2 separate regions of the Mus musculus genome follow, and region 1 is linked to region 2. A link is a loop called in an ENCODE intact Hi-C map of the cell type or tissue named here. Cell type or tissue: left cerebral cortex. All regions are shown on one strand. Each heading gives the region's core, and the rest is flanking DNA. Links, peaks and the distances in the headings are about the cores only.

Region 1 (8,352 bases), core at 38-8,037, 110 kb after region 2:
CACTGCTCCTAAGCTGCTATTCATCAATGTTTTTCATGTTGTCATGTAACCATGCTGTGGCTTTTTTTTTAATGTCCTTATCGCGATCATTAATTTTACCTTCTGATGTAGTGGTCCTGAATGATATGATTTACAACTTAATAAAATGAGTTTTTAAAACATTAGATAAACTAGTAAATCAATTTTCATAAGAGTCAGCAGTCTGGCATTCTGAACGTAGACTTAATTTACCTCCTTTGCCTGATTTCATCTAGGTGAACTGAATGGCACGGATGGATGCCGTGCAGTAAACAGTGCAGTCATGCATAATACATAGCAGTTGAATTCAGTTTTGATGGTTCTCCTAATGGTGTCCAGGAGAGGACAGGGTGGGAGTCAAAACCTTGATAGGTATGTGCAGGCATCTCCTTGACTTTGAAATCTGACTCCTACCTTTTTATTTGACCTTTCTGCTTGAGAACAAAATGTCTCTCGTTGGATCCAAACTCTATAGTGAAAGGCAACTTTTCTTGTTTCTTGAAATACACGGATTTTAATCAAGTTAACATAATAAAGGATATTGGTAAATAATTTTTTTGCTGTTTTCTGCCTTTAGGTGGGTACTTGACTAAATCACCTAAGTCAGGGTTTCACAACAATCTAAGATAAATGTCTTCTGAGTAGTCAAAGAAGTAATTTGCTCCCCTCATCCATTTAGCTGCTCCTTCAAGGTACTAAGTTATTTCCAGGTTTCCCTAAGTAAATCAGTTTGGTGGTGTGAATCTGTGAATGTATAGTGGTAGATCCTGAGGAAGCAAATAAAACACAGTCTATTAAAAGTCACATTTTTCTCTAAGCATTTGACAGGTTGGTGGGTTTTTTGTTGTTGTTTTTAAATTCAGCACAAAACTAATTACTCTGGAGACTTTTTCTTGCATATGGGCAGTCTCCTCACCAGGCAATCAGAAGAAACATTTGGAGGATTTTCTTGTTGTTTGAGGGTGGGAAGGTGTTACTGTTGTTTGGTAGCTGACTGTATTGCTGAGCATTGCTTCAAGTACTCAGACTCAAGCGGTCTCCTGCCTCAGTTTTCTGAGTAACCAGGATTATAGGCACAAGAACCAAACTCCAAGGAAGAAATTTTAAGTAGCCTAAAAGGTATAGTGGGGGAATCTCCATCACGATTTACTACCACGTGGTGTAGGCACAGAATGTTAAACATTTCTGAGCTTAAAAGGGTATTTTTCCTTTCCTTAATTTTTAAATATCTGTGCAAAAATACTAAATACAAGAAAGCATTCATTATTCTAGTAAAAATGAGGGAATGTAACCAATAAGTTTCACATTAAACAAGAGTGTACAAACATTCTTGTAGTGAAAAAAATTATGCAATCTGTGCTGGAAAGACACAGAACAAAGAGCTGAGAAGCAGGATTCACTCTTGTAAGCTCCAGCGCCAAACTGTGGGGGTAAGGGGTCTGGATACTTGATAAATCAACAGTTTCAACATTACCTGCATGGTCAAGAACAAACATTTGCTGAGTCTCATTAAGAACCTCATTGGAAATGGCCTAAATAAATAGGACCAAATTAATGGCCCATCAGCATTTGGACTTTTTTTTTATACTGGCTTCTGGGATGTGAAAAACAAATATCTAGCATAGATAATATAATTTTTTCAATTTTCAAAAATTCAAATATTAGTTTTACCATGACAATTATATTCATGAAGTACTTATATTAATCATTTATAGAAATGAACATATATTTGACATTCTACCAGAGACCATCCTAGTGAATGTAAGCTGATTACCTCATCAGATTCTGATATAACAGAACAATATCATTAAAACATAAAAAAACTTAATTTCAGGATAGGTCAACAAAGCTGCAAGTTACTATCCACTATGTTCATGAGACTTCTAGATGGTGTGTCACATAAGGCAGTGCTAGCTATGATTCACAGGGCCAAGTACAATAGTCCAGCTAGGAGGCAAGATCAATAGACAAAACAGCAAACAATGCAGAACTTGCATTTGTGGGGAAAAAAGTATGTAGTACAGACTGAGAACATCCTAGTATACTGTGTGTGTGTGTGTGTGTGTTTTTCTGGGTCATATCATGTGGGACCCATGCGAGTGAGAATGTAAACAGCACTGAAATTTAGGTTAGTTAATGAGTCTCAACATACGTACCTCTAGATTCTAACTGGAGACAATGCAACTTGATATGTCCCTTTCTTTAAGGACAAAATACTGTGCCTAATATTATGTATTATGTTTTCTATTATATCCCTAGTAATATAGTATTAACACATTTTAAAATACTGGATGTCCTAAGGGCCAAACAGGAAATTGCATAATTTTGTTCCATGAATTATTTCATACATTTAATTAACCATAAGACCTTTATTATTTCTTGGAAAGTGTAGTCTTCTGTTTGCAAAACTCTGGATTTAAACACACACACACACACACACATATCATAGCATTACTGTGAGATAGAAACTAAAGATAAAAACACCAAGACTTGGTCTGTTTAATATGTATGGCTTTTAGTAATGACAGTTTACTTAGGCTTTAGACTAGGCAATAATTTTATTGTACTTCTTATAAAATCACAACGAAGATATGAACACAAGAAGAAATTATTAAAATATATAGCTGTTAATAATAGGTAGAGGAAATAAGTGCCCACCCTTCAATAGCATATAATCTGAATTATCCCATGTACTAACTCGGTTCTGATGTTGACTTTGTTCTTGAGAGCTCAGTGTTTACTGTGAGAAGATTTGACTGGAAATTAATAGTATAAGTTGAGGCATGTTTGTCTAGGTGCAGTCTGTCTTTTGCGGGATAAATTATATTTCCTAAAGGCTTACTCTGAAGCAAGAAGCAAGCATACGAATCATAACCTTTGCTGATAGCATGTTGTCAATGTCCAACACCAAGTCTGTCATGAAGGTTACTGATATAACTCTCAAGACTATAACTAGGATAACTGCTCAGACCACTTTCTGTTGAATCCAGTCTACTGCTAAGTCTCAGAGTCTATACTCTTTACTTAGGGTATTTTTACTTCATCATTTGCTACTTGGTACCATAATGACAAAGAGCAGCTTAAGAGTAAAAGCTCAAGTAGAATGAAATTGATAAACGGTGTTATCATTGCTCCGATGCTGTCCCCTACTGGGAACATTTGACAAAAGCATCCCTCAGACTTTCATGGGTTTTCACCCATTGACATTTTTGTCAAACCTTGTTAAAAAGTTTTGGGATCAACCTCAAATTTTACTTTGCTAATAAGAACAATTATCAAGAACATACAGGCAGAAGACATGTACAGTTCGGAGATCTTAGTAGCTTGTTTATTATTATTATTATTATTTTATTCACAAACCCCTCCTTCCTCTCTTCACAATGACACCCTTACAAATCCCATCCCCACTACCGTGACCCCTTCTCCTCAAAAAAGGGGAGCCGTCCATTGGTATGATCCCATTCTAGGGCATCTAGTCCCATCAGGTCTATGTACCCCCTTTCCCACTGAGGCCCGTTCAAGCAGTCCAAGTAGTAAAAAAGGGAATCGAATGGCAGGGAAAAGAGACTGAGACAGACCCCATTCCACTTGTCACAGGAACCACATCATGCTTGCTACAGTTCCCTGGTTAACTCAATGTGGTTTCCGGTAGACGGATAAGAGATTTCTACCAAGAATGCCTTGTTCTACCCTGAGATTCTACCTCACACCAGTCAGAATGGCTAAGATAAAAAATTCAGGTGACAGCAGATGCTGGCAAGGATGTGGAGAAAGAGGACCACAAAAATTGGACATAGTACTACCAGAAGATCCGGCAATACCACTCCTGTACATATACCCAGAAGATGCTCCAACTTGTAATAAGGACACATGCTCCACTATGTTCATAGCAGCCTTATTTATAATAGCCAGAAGATGGAAAGAACCCAGATGTCCCTCAACAGAGGAATGGATACAGAAAATATGGTACATTTACACAATGGAGTACTACTCAGCTATTAAAAACAATGAATTTATGAAAGTATTAGGCAAATGAATGGATCTGGAGGATATTATCCTGAGTGAGGTAACCCAATCAATCACAAAGAATAGACATGATATGAACTCACTGATAAGAGGATATTAGCTCAGAAACTTACAATATCCAAGATACAATTTGCAAAACACATGAAACTCAATAAGAAGGAAGACCAAAGTGTGGATACTTCGTTCCGTCTTAGAATGGGGAACAAAATACCCATGGAAGGAATTACAGAGACATAGTTCGGAGCTGAGACTGAAGGAAGGACCATCCAGAGACTGCCCCACCCAAGGATCCATCCCATAAACAACCACCAAACCCAGACACTATTGCATATGCCAACAAGATTTTGCTGACAAGGACCCTGATATAGCTGTCTCGTGTGAGGCTATGCCAGTGCCTGACAAATACAGAGGTGGATGCTCACTGTCATCTATTGGACAGAACACAGGGTCCCCAATGAAGGAGCTAGAGAAAGTACCCAAGGAGCTGAAGGGATCTGCAGCCCTATAGGAGGAACAACAATATGAACTAACCAATACCCCTAGAGCTCTTTGGGACTTAACCACCAATCAAAGAAATCACATGGTGGGACTCATGTCTCTAGCTGCATATGTAGGGGAGGATGGCCTAGTCGACATCAATGGGAGAAGAGGCCCTTGGTCTTGCAAAGATTCTATGGCCCAGAATAGGGGAATGCTAGGGCCAGGATGTGGGAGTGGATGGGTTGGGGAGCAGGATGGGGAGGTATAGGGGATTTTCGGAGAGGAAGCTAGGAAAGAGGATAGCATTTGAAATGTAAATAAAGAAAATATCTAATAAAAAAGAAAAAATATGTAACCCTCCCCAAAAAAGATCCTAGCTGATAGTGACTTTAAAAAAAAAAAGAAAGAAAGAAAGAAAGAAAGAAAAGAAGAGAAGAGAAGAGAAGAGAAGAGAAGAGAAGAGAAAAGAAAAGAAAAGAAAAGAAAAGAAAAGAAAAGAAAAGAAAAGAAAAGAATGCCTTGTTCTGTGAACTGTCTTCAAGTCTCAATACTGCGAAAGAAGCCTTTGTTTGGAAGAACAGTTTAGGTGGTATTGTTATTGTTGTTTTGTGTTTTTGTTTGTTTCAGATAAGTTGCTGATAATTTATTTGTTTTCAATTTTTTGAATAAAGCAAGGAGTGATTCACAGAGCACATGTAATCAGCGGTGTAGATTCCAACTGAGTCTTGGATTAACAAATTGCCCTTGTTTGAGCCACCATGGCCTAAAACAAGTAGATCCTTGCCTAACTAAAGCTGAGAGGATCTATAGACACAAGGCTTTAAATCACTGAGCGTGAGAAAGCCACTCATGGGAATGGTCAGAGTATAGCAGGGGCACTCTTCAGGGAATGTCCACTTCATTTTGCTACTAATGAGGCGGCAATGCCAAGCTACTGTGGATTTTACCCAAGGTGTTGGGTAGGCACTTTTTAATGAAGTCTCAGACATATTTTGCATGCTTTTACCCAGCAGCCTAACCATGCTTCAAAGTTCCCATCATTTGATTGATCTCATTCACCTTATTTGGGGGTGCGGGTATAGAGTTGGGGGGAAACTTCAGTAGCTGGTGGGAGGCACATCCCCCAGAAAGCAATAAACTTCAGAATTAAATAAGAATCTATTTGATAGTGTTAATTTTTCTCTCATTCTGTGCACACAGTTCCATGACCATAACTTCCTTTGCAACAGGCCACTCATTAGCTCTAGCCCTCAGCAGTTAATTTCCTGGTTCTTCCTCCCAGCATTTCATTTTATTTGTTTAGCTGACAGGCTTTTGAAACGAGCCTGCTAAAGCCTGCAAGAATTTCTGGCTTTTCTCCCCTTTCGTTCTTGTTATTATTAGGAATATGGACAAGATGCTAGTATGCGTATTCCATCTGAAAATTGTGCAGGATTTTCTATCTCTTGGGAAAGAATCAAATTGCTTCTTAATCGTCCAGAACTCAATTCTGTAACTATTCACAGGCAAAATTCTTGTTAGTGCCAAGGGGAGTTTCACCCTCATTTAAGGTTACAGGATCAAGTGGTAAAGGTATTTATAGCCACCTCATTCTCGCCAGGAAAATAAGTTAAACTTGATATGTGGAAAGGGCTAAATATACTATAGACGTCTTTCTGTTTGCTTAAACAGTTCCTCCTAAAATAATACAGTGAAAAGATTCCCAGAGAGGAGAAAATACAAGTCATTGGCGATGAGGATTTCCACTCACGATTGTTTTCCTCCCATTTTGCCCAACAAAATGTACATTTCACTTGCAGGACATAGCAGAATTTTAAAAAGTAACCAATTTCACAGGCAAATGGAGAGGCCACATTTTTGTGACTTGTCTCTCCTAAGACTTATTGGAAAACTAGTATTGTTATTAACCCTTTGGAAGTCAGCCGCAATCAAACAGCCCTCGTCTGAAAACTGCTGTCCTAAGCGTTATGAATACTTCATCTCTCTGTGGTGGTTTGTGACTCTCTCAACAGGTTTTCACTTTGGCACATTTTCCTTCCACAGAGCGTGTAAAATAGTAAACATCAGAGTTTAAGGCAGACACTTGACTCTTTCTCAATTGTACAACTATCCCTCTGTGAAAATGCTTGGCTCTTTGCTCTTAATTTTCTCATTTACAATGGACAAATTAGTTGTTCTTTAGTTTCCTATAGATAAAAATTCACATGGTGCACACAGGCTCTAAATTTTACATAAATATTGGACTTTATCTATATAGTGAAACTATACATCTTTATAGTGAAACTATAAAGATTAAAGCCAATCAGTACATTTTTGTTTTGTATACAACTTTGTGGACTAGCTTATGATTTTTTTCCAGTTCATAACAAGATCAGCCCTAAGAACAATGACTTTGTATTAGATTATTGACTTTGTAAAGTGATGTTTGTCAAGTAATTCCTTCTCAATACAGAAATTTATAATTGACTTATCAGTAAAATAGAGATGTAGTCTCTATATTACAGGGTTGCTAAAACAACAAAGCAAGATGTCCTACTCCTACAAACTAGCCCGAGAAATGTTATCTGTTTAGGTTATGTTGTACTCTTTAAAAGTAGGTAGCAGTGAAAAACATTAACAATGGTTAAGGTCTTGGGAGACTTGGATGCACCACCCACAACCTGCCCTGACAGCAGCCTATTCTCTTAGCTCTAAGATTTCAGTTTTGATATGTTCAAGAATATGATGCTGGTTTTTAGTCACCTAATACACAAATATCCTTTCCTTAAATGGCTTTAATACCTGATAGTTTACAGAAGTTTAATAAATCAAGTGTAGCAAATCTCTGACTTTGCGAATAACTAAACTAGCTTTTCCTTTGATATCTGTATTAGAAGTACTTAGACTTACTTTAAACTTTTTTTCAAGGACAGACAAATAGATCTACATGAAGAACTAGACCCTTCAGTTCAGTTATAGCAAACAAAGTCATTAAAATGATAAAATATGACCTTTGTGTCAATATTCAAATCTACCTCAGTAATTTGACTAAGGAAAACAACAAGAAATAATATTTAAAAGACCTCATTGGAGTAATAATCATTTACACACGGAAATTAGCCTTGGGTTAAGAATACTATATTGTCTTTTCTTACTCCAAATAAGAAAGTGGGTTTCTGTTTTAATATTGTTTTTAAAAAATATTTTCTTTTATATTTTTAATTCAAACTATTTTCCTTTCCTAGGTATCCACTAGGATCATGTCTTTCACCATTTGATTCCTTCCACCAAAGGAGAGCCTGATAGAAAAAGATAACTGTATATGTTACTATTGATCACTTGAGTATCAGTTTTAACTACTAAATGCTTACAATGAGTTAAAGCTTGTGTTTCATATGCATTCCTTCAATGTTGACATTACCCAGGACTACCTGTGTTGTTAGAGCTGAGTGTTATAGACACAAAGATGAGATGGTTTATACAGTACTGAAAAGGTTACAGTTAACTTTACTTTTGAAACCACCAAATTATCAATGATAGATGAATGTCCAAGTCTATGTGCTAGGAAAATTCTTTCCCCAGAAAGGATGCTGTGAAATTCATAACAGTTATAGAGAAAAAAGGCCACTAACTTCCCAATGATCTTTTCATTGTACTCAGTGTACATGAGTAAAAGTAATGGAGCATGACTTTAAAAGGAAGAAATGAGATTTAAAACTAAATATAGTATATGATGAATTTATGTACATATTCCTAAAGGCATCTTAAACTACCATTAAATTTTATTAGTGTTGATTTTATCTTAAATAAGAATTGCAAATTAAATGTATCTATGGCCTAAGCAAATAT
Region 2 (8,352 bases), core at 161-8,160:
TATTTGGCTTACCCTTCCATTCTGTTGTTCATCACCAAGGAAGTCAGGACTAGAACTCAAGCAGGTCAGGAAGCAGGAGCTGATGCAGAGGCCATGGAGGGATGTTCCTTACTGGCTTGCTTCCTCTGGCTTGCTCAGCCTACTCTCTTATAGAACCAAGAGTACCAGCCCAGAGATGGTCCCACCCACAAGGGGCCTTTTCCCCTTGATCACTAATTGAGAAAATGCCTTACAGTTGTATCTCATGGAGGCATTTCCTCAACTGAAGCTCCTTTCTCTGAGATAACTCCAGCTGTGTCAAGTTGACACAAAACTAGCCAGTACAATTGACCCCTTGTCAACTTGACACACAAACACATCACTAGTAAGCCTCAACCCTTACATTCTTATTCATCCCCAAGGTCTAAATAACTTTAAATGTCTCACAGTCTTTACATATTCTTAAATTTTCAATCTCTTTAAAATATCCATCTCTTTAAAAATCCAAGTCTTTACAATTAAAAGTCTCTTAACTGTGGGCTTCACTAAAAAAGTTTCTTCCTTCAAGAGGGAAAATATCATTCTAAGACTTCTAATGTAAATAAAAAAATCTGCTCAACTTAATCTCTTCATTAAACCCTATTAAGATTGTACTAATATCCATTTAGGATTTTGTCAGGTTCACACAAAAAAAGAATCTGGATAGGTTATGCATCTGGAAATTATGAATCCATAATTCAAGTAGTTATAAGTCTTAGAAGCATTCATTTATTTCATCTGAACTAGGCTATTTTGATATTTTTACAGAACTCACACCACTGACTAAGCTGGTCTCATCTTGAACAGATGTAGGAAAAGAGATCTGAGGGAGCCATGGCCTAGGGCAGTTTGGATTTTGCTTATAAATATTTTAAAATTGTCAGAAATACCCCAGAGTTGGACAGGGTCCAGAGTTTAAGAGATGCAACTCAAGCAAAGGCTAGAAATCCCACTAATGATATCAGGAATTGGACAAAGGGTGACATTAATGATATCCACTTACATTTCCCTCTAGCAGATTATGTGTGTGTTAGGTACATTTTCTTTGAATATTGAAATGCCTTTCTCAAGCAAGCCTTAGTTTTGCTGCAACCAAAAGCAAGGCAAGCTTAATCAGACAATGAGTGGCCTTTATAGAAATGTGTTTCAATTTTAATCTGAACACTAGAAATGTTTTGATGTTTAAAATTGATTCTTTTCAAAAAGTACAAATTTATAGAGATAAGGTAGCTTAATAAATGTCAACTGTTTGCATATTGGCTTATCATTGTTTCCTAGAAGTTTTTAATTTAAGATTCTTTAATTAAAACCTTTAACGAATGACCAATCTATCTTCTGTATTATATAGTAAGTCAATTAAAATGAATTGTGTGATAAGAAAAGGAGATTTATTACTTGTAATTCATTAATTTTACTGTACATTTTATAATGGGTATATGTGGATGTAATAATTAACAAAGAAATAATCAGTAGGCAATAATAGAAATACAGTTCCTAAATACTGGTAAAAACCCAGTACAATGTTAATTCTGGATATGATAGTGTCATTGTTTCTAGTCCAGTTCTGGAGAATAGCAAGAGTCTTCGTGAGAACACATAACTTCCAATGAACAAATGTCTTTTAGGGACCTGTATCTATGAACATAAATGTATACCGTGAGGAGTACTCTCGTGAAAATCCAAAGAGCACCTGAAAACAAAAGTTATCTGCAGCCATGAGAGCTGTAATCAGACAAAAATAAGTTCAACAAAGAAGTCTTTTTCTAGTTAAAAAATGTTTAGGTTGGGACTAGTCCTTATAGTGTTGATAAGTAGAGCAAGTGTAGATCTTATTATATCATCTTATTATAGCATAAGTTTTGAAACTATGAACTAGAAAATGTACAAAAAGCTTATTGGATATATTCCAACATCTTTAACAATTTTCACTTTAACTCAATAAATGGAAGGTGAAGAAGATCCATGGTATTTTTACATTTTTTTGCCAAACCTGAAAGCATCCATTAGCTATTTTAATTTTTAAATATGAATTTTGATTACATTCATGCATGGGTGCTCTGCGTTGGGGTTTAGGTATACATGTGAGTGCAGTTGCATGGGTGTGCCAGTGGGAAGTGTCAGATCTCCTGGAGCTAAAGTTAGTTGTAGGTGGCTGTGAGCACCATAATGTTGGTTTTGGGAGTCAAACTCCAGTCTCCACAAGGGCAGTCAGTGTTCTTAAGTACCGAGACTGGATCTCTGTAGCCCTGCATATCGTTTATATACTATGGCCCATCTCAATACATGGGATGAGTTCTCAAATAGCTGTAAAAATTCACATTTTTAAAACTGTTTTACTAGAATATATTTGTTGTGTAAACAAATTTAATGGGTTTCATTATATTTTTGTTTAGATAGATGTATCTTACCCATATTCACTCCCTATTACCCTGTTATATCTCCCTACCTCCACTTGAAAGTTCCTTTTCTCTTTCCAAATAGCCTACTTCCATTTTCATATATATATATATATATGTATATATATATATATATATATATATATATATATATACCACACACATACATAAACACACATTTATATATATGTACATATATATACATAAATATGATTTTGTGAACACACATAATTTATTTTTTATTGGGACATTGAATGTTTTTCAACATGTCTTTCAGAAAATAGTGTTGCATTTGAATTCTCAAAAAGAAAATTGTTGGAATTTAAGGCTGCTTTCTTTGGAAACCTTTTTGGCCAAATGTTTAACAATATTTCGTTGAACACACAATAGACTATCTCCAATGTTGCAGATACCTGTAAGCATCAAGGCATCAGAAGCTCAACATCATGCCGGCAGTTTTAGTTACTTGTGCTGGATATAAACACCAAAGGATCAAATCTGAAGGGATCAGACACCAGGACACAGTAGCCTTGTATTTAGTTATTATATTTTTATTATAATTGTTTCCTCTTGCTCTCCTATGCTTCAAAAATCTATTCAGATAAATGTTTGTGGGATAAACAAAGCTGACAAACACAAATGGTGCTATCTTTTGACATTAAGGTAATTATAGAGCATTATGTTATAAAATAGCCAGTAGTACTAAAGTAATATGATTAAATAAGACAATTTAAAGCTGTACTTCACCTAGCCTTTAATATTTTACTATTTTTCTTTGTGACTTCAAAGCTATGAATTTCGAGATTTATTTGTAACTCATCTCTATATTTTCTGCTGTACACAGTATTTGTGGGCTATGGCAACCAATCCCTTTGGACTTGCTTTACTTTAATTTGCATAAACACGGACAGCAAATGAATATTCAGTGAGTGGCTTTGCATTAAGTAAGTGCCCTTAATCAGCTTTTCAGTTCAGTTTTATTGGTTGCATGCACAGTCAGTTATTTCATCCAGAAAATCTGAAAGCTCTACAAACTAACCAGGTAAGGATTGTAATTCCTTGATGTATTTAATGAAAGAACATTATCATTTGATTACGTAGATTCTGGAGAATGCTAAAAGCATGGTGGTTCCCCCTCCACACCGTGTGTGTGTGTGTGTGTGTGTGTGTGTGTGTGTGTGTTTTCTTCTCTGGTGGTCAGGTGGATGCATGATTCTCTAATTTGCATAAACATCAGTTCTATGAATAATTCATCAGGGTTATTTTAAACACTAGGCTTCTACTTTAGATGGCACAAGGATACTCTATTTGATTGGCTGGATGCTCTTTTCATCACCAGCAGAATTCCTATAACATGAAAGCACCTAAAAAAGCTGAATTAAATATACAGTATTTGTTTTTGAAAAAATGCCCGTTATCTTTTCAAAGCAAATTGTACCGCTACCCCCTCCTCTTCCATTAGAGCTTCAAGTTTTTCATGATAAATACATTACAAGCTCAAATGTGGCTGTTTATAGACTTAACCGGAGTCTGTGATTTCTGGAGAATGGGGTAGCAGCTGTAGTCTTCTGAACATGCATAAACATGAGCGACATGTAAATAAGAAACTGTCACATGTATGCATATGGAGCTCTGAACAGCTCCATTGCTAGGATCCATCTATTTTCTTTATCAAAATCTCCTCTTTGAATGATAACTTTGAGACTGTTTCATCTATTTAAAAGTGTCACAAGCAATTACGGTAAAAGATATGCATATAATGAGCATATATGACCTGACAAATTATTTCTTGTTGAATATGTTATTTATAGTTTTCTCGCAGCCCACCTACAGATTTTAAAAATTACTAGTTTTTTTTTCTTTTTTGCAATACATTGGTAACATAAGAATTATTAATCAAGAATGGCCAGGATAATTAATTTGGGTATTAGGGCGTAACTCACTGCCATAATTTACTAAAAATAAGTCATGCCTCTTTGTATGCTTGTGGAGATGTGAAATACAGGATCAAGCAATTCTTTGTTAGTCAAGTGAATATTTGCTGCTTGCTTTTCTCATGTCAGATTCCTCACTTGTAAAGATTCTCACTGCAAATGTTTGTGACTCTAAAATATTGCAGGTATTATAGCATTACAGTGGAATTTTTTTTAGCATACTCCATTTTTGTTTTTTTTTTTACTCTATAGTGTATTGTAGCTCAATTTAACATTTTGGGCTATATATTAAGAAATGCATGATCATTGTGTGTAATGAACTATGAAAGTCTACAGTCACCATACTTCCTACACATTACAGGTACAAAAGTATCAAAAGCATCGTTAGGAATGAATAAATACAGAGGAAATTCTCTCAGCATTTGCATATTTCATATGAAAATTTTAATGTTTCCTTGAAATAACTGTTGAGAGTTTAACGTACTTCATGAACTTTTAATTAATAGTTTGCAAATATTTGAGTTCTATATGGTTCTGAATATAAAGACAAATTTGCTTTCTATTTATTTAATGACACAACTGGGATACTTTCTATTTTTTCTGTTTGAATTATTTTGTAGTTAAGTGAGGGTGTGTTTTTATTTTCACTTTTTCTCTTTTAAATTTGCTAGATTTGCATTATCAGTATTTATAAAGCACACATATATAATACTCCCTCATTCACAGTAAATGTATGTGAACATATTTTCATTTCATTTTGCTATCTGTTGTTGAAATAATTAACAAAAACATATTTAAGGAATTCAAAGACAAGTTGTTTAAAAAGAGAAGAAATGACAAATTTATCTAAGAATTTCATGCGATCATATCAGTGGTCATGTGCTACATGTAACTATGAGTGGTAATTTAAATCTCACATTTGTAGTGTGCTATGTTTATTTAAAAGTTTCAGAATTCAGTAAGGATTCTGTTTAACTATCAACCACTAAATGTTTACAACTGTAATAAACATCATAGAATCTTTATCATACCAGATCAAAACTGTAGATTTGGAATCATTCCACTAAAGAACATTGTTTAAGCAATATCCTCTTATTTAATAGCTTCCATATAAGTGGATAAATATAGCCAATGGATTTTTTCGTTTCACTTGGTTTAAAATAGTCCAAATTACTTTCCAAACCAAAAATGAGTAAACTATAATTTCACAAGACGAACCTATCTGTCTATAGCTCTATAATTTCATTTATAATTCTATTTTAGGTATACAAAATTTTTTTAAATGGAATTTTTTTAATCCAACTGTTTTTGATTGGACAGATATGGAATGTATAATTTAAGGTGATACATTGAGTTCTTTTATCTTTTTCTGTTTATAGTTATTCATGTCAATTAGTAAAATTTCTTAAAGGATATATATGTAAAGGATGTAAAAAAATAAAGATCTAGTGAGTTGCCATAAAATTTACCTTCTGTTTTGGTAAAAGATTCCTCCTAGACATGAGTTACCTTGCCATCTCTCACTTTATTTGTTAGCATTTGTGTAACTTTTGGGTAGAAATCATTCTACAAGTAGAATTACATCACAAAGCATTGTCTAAAAGGGAAAAATAATTTGCATTTTTCTTATTTAATTTTTTGTCAAAATATAGTTGGTGACTAAGATTTAATATGTACTATAACCTCACCCTTGTTTTTATCTTTTGTTTATATTTTTTAATAATGAAGAACATAGTAATTATGGTTGTGCACTTATCATTGGTAAAACCACTAATTATTACAGAAAATTGCAAGTAGTTAGTGTCTTTGTTTTGAGTAAAAACTAAATCAGTTTGCATGAAGTGAAGCCTTATACTATAGGTGTACATGTTCATATCACATGGTTCCCTGAACAAATCCAGGTGTCTGTAGAACACACTAATGTTCTCAATGACAATAGACTATTGTACACAATTTTAGTTGGCCTGGTATTGCAAGTGATTGACTTGAACACTTTCATGCACACATGTCCACCCAGTGCCCTCTGTCATTTATCATACAAGAACCCATTTCTTAACATGGCAAATACACTTGAAACTTTGTTTTAGTTTTCTTAAATTGTATTTACATTGAGAGGAACAAATTGTCTGGCTTGACAACCTTATGAATGGATTGGCTAGTTATGTTCATTACCACAGAGAAACACAAGGAAGAAGAAAGAAGGGTCTTGTTTTCAGTGTTGTTTTCCTGACTGGAATTTTACTCTGATTGATCAGCTCTGCTGGTTAGATTTATGGACACATCTTATTCATGGAATGAAATTCTATAAAATTACTGGGTAACTTGAATTTTCTTTTGTATTTAGATAATTTATAGTTTTCCAGAAAATTATTCTTTTATTTACATTTTCAGTTAGCAATAATGATGCTATGTAACTACTATAACTAAGAATAGTATACTCAATACACTCTTTTTCATGTATTTTGTATATTTGTCATTAAATTTTATCATCATTATCATCATCATCACTGTTGCGTTGCATGTTTTAGGAAGTGTTTTTTGTTTCCAGTCTTTTCAAAGGATCAGTTTGGGAGTTTTCACAGGATTTATAATATTTATTTATTCTTTGGTTTTGAAAGTTTGGTTTTACACAGAAGTGGATGCTCACAGTCAGCTAATGGATGGATCACAGGGCTCCCAATGGAGGAGCTAGAGAAAGTACCCAAGGAGCTAAAGGGATCTGCAGCCCTATAGGTGGAACAACATTATGAACTAACCAGTACCCCGGAGCTCTTGACTCTAGCTGCATATGTATCAAAAGATGGCCTAGTCGGCCATCACTGGAAAGAGAGGCCCATTGGACACGCAAACTTTATATGCCCCAGTATAGGGGAACGCCAGGGCCAAAAAGGGGGAGTGGGTGGGTAGGGGAGTGGGGTTGGGTGGCTACGGGGGACTTTTGGTATAGCATTGGAAATGTAAATGAGCTAAATACCTAATAAAAAATGGAAAAAAAAGAGAAAGTTTGGTTTTAAAACTATATTGCATACAATGTCCTTAGAGGACACCTTTGAACTTTTCTATCCCAGAAGTACTATTCTTCTATTATAAAGTGATTCTATTGCAGACATTAAGAAAATGCCCACAAAACATAAAATGAAATGTAAAATGAAATGCTAATCATTGATTTATTTATTTAGAAACTCTCTTTGTGTAAGGATTTACATCTCTAACATGTCCCATTGCTATAAGTGGACTGCAGACTTGGAATGCAGCTTTACCTGTCAATTCCTAATTACACAGTGATATTTCAAAGAAAGGTTTTTTTTTTTTTTTAATGAAACTTCAATAATGTGCAGAATGTCACAGGAAACAATTGGTCCTAAGAATTAGATGCATGATGTGGATGGCCTACAAAATATTGATGAAAAGTTCACATATTACATGAAATTATTTTATTCCCATTTTAAAAAATGGGGAGGCTCTCTGTCTCTCTGTCTCTCTGTCTCTCTGTCTCACTGTCTGTCTGTCAGTCTGTCTGTCTGTCTGTTTGTCTCTCTCTCTCTCTATATATATATGTGTGTGTGTGTGTGTGTATATATATGTGTGTGTGTGTATGTCTATATACATATATAAGTACTCATTGTTATATATAATAAATTAATTTAATTAATAAGCTTTATTATATATAACACATAGTAAAATTTTACATAGATTTTATGTTTCATAAATATATTAATAAAATATAGGGAGAGAAAGAGGAGGGAGAGATTGAGAGAGAGAGTCAGAGACAGAGGAGAGAGAGAGAGAGAGGTAACCTGACACTGAGGAACAAGATTGACATTTCCAACTGGTTGAGATTTTACTGTTCTTTTGTTTGTTCTTCCTTCTTTTCTTCCTTTATAGTTGATATTTGCGAGTGGGCCACTCATGGTAAAATTATCTCAAAGTCAAACAGAACTAATAGAAAATTATTCCAGGATTCTGGCACATTGTATGAAAATTGTTGTAGTGAAATGAGATTC

What was found. Peaks named below come from ENCODE experiments on the same cell type or tissue, not always from the same donor. Only the 100,000 strongest peaks of a DNase experiment are listed, where the experiment ranks them.
Region 1: a loop joins it to region 2, with 2.1 times the contacts of the local background. A loop is called at or near these places in 2 of 42 quality-filtered maps.

What each region holds. Positions count from the first base shown.
Region 1 is chr13:84,792,959-84,801,310 of GRCm38, reverse strand. The region is part of intron 2 of Gm34196 (a long non-coding RNA gene); the gene reads left to right. Among named protein-coding and RNA genes, the nearest start is that of Gm34196, 110 kb to the left of the region's middle. In left cerebral cortex, for the core only: a CTCF peak has its summit at 3,184 (motif pointing left); no DNase peak of the experiment used is centred there.
Region 2 is chr13:84,901,168-84,909,519 of GRCm38, reverse strand. It overlaps Gm34196 (a long non-coding RNA gene), which reads left to right and starts at 3,353. Exons shown (of 3, transcript XR_382705.1): 1 at 3,353-3,456. In left cerebral cortex, for the core only: no CTCF peak of the experiment used is centred there; DNase peaks (open chromatin) are centred at 2,140, 3,376 and 3,804; H3K4me3 peaks cover 1,195 bases; H3K27ac peaks cover 877 bases.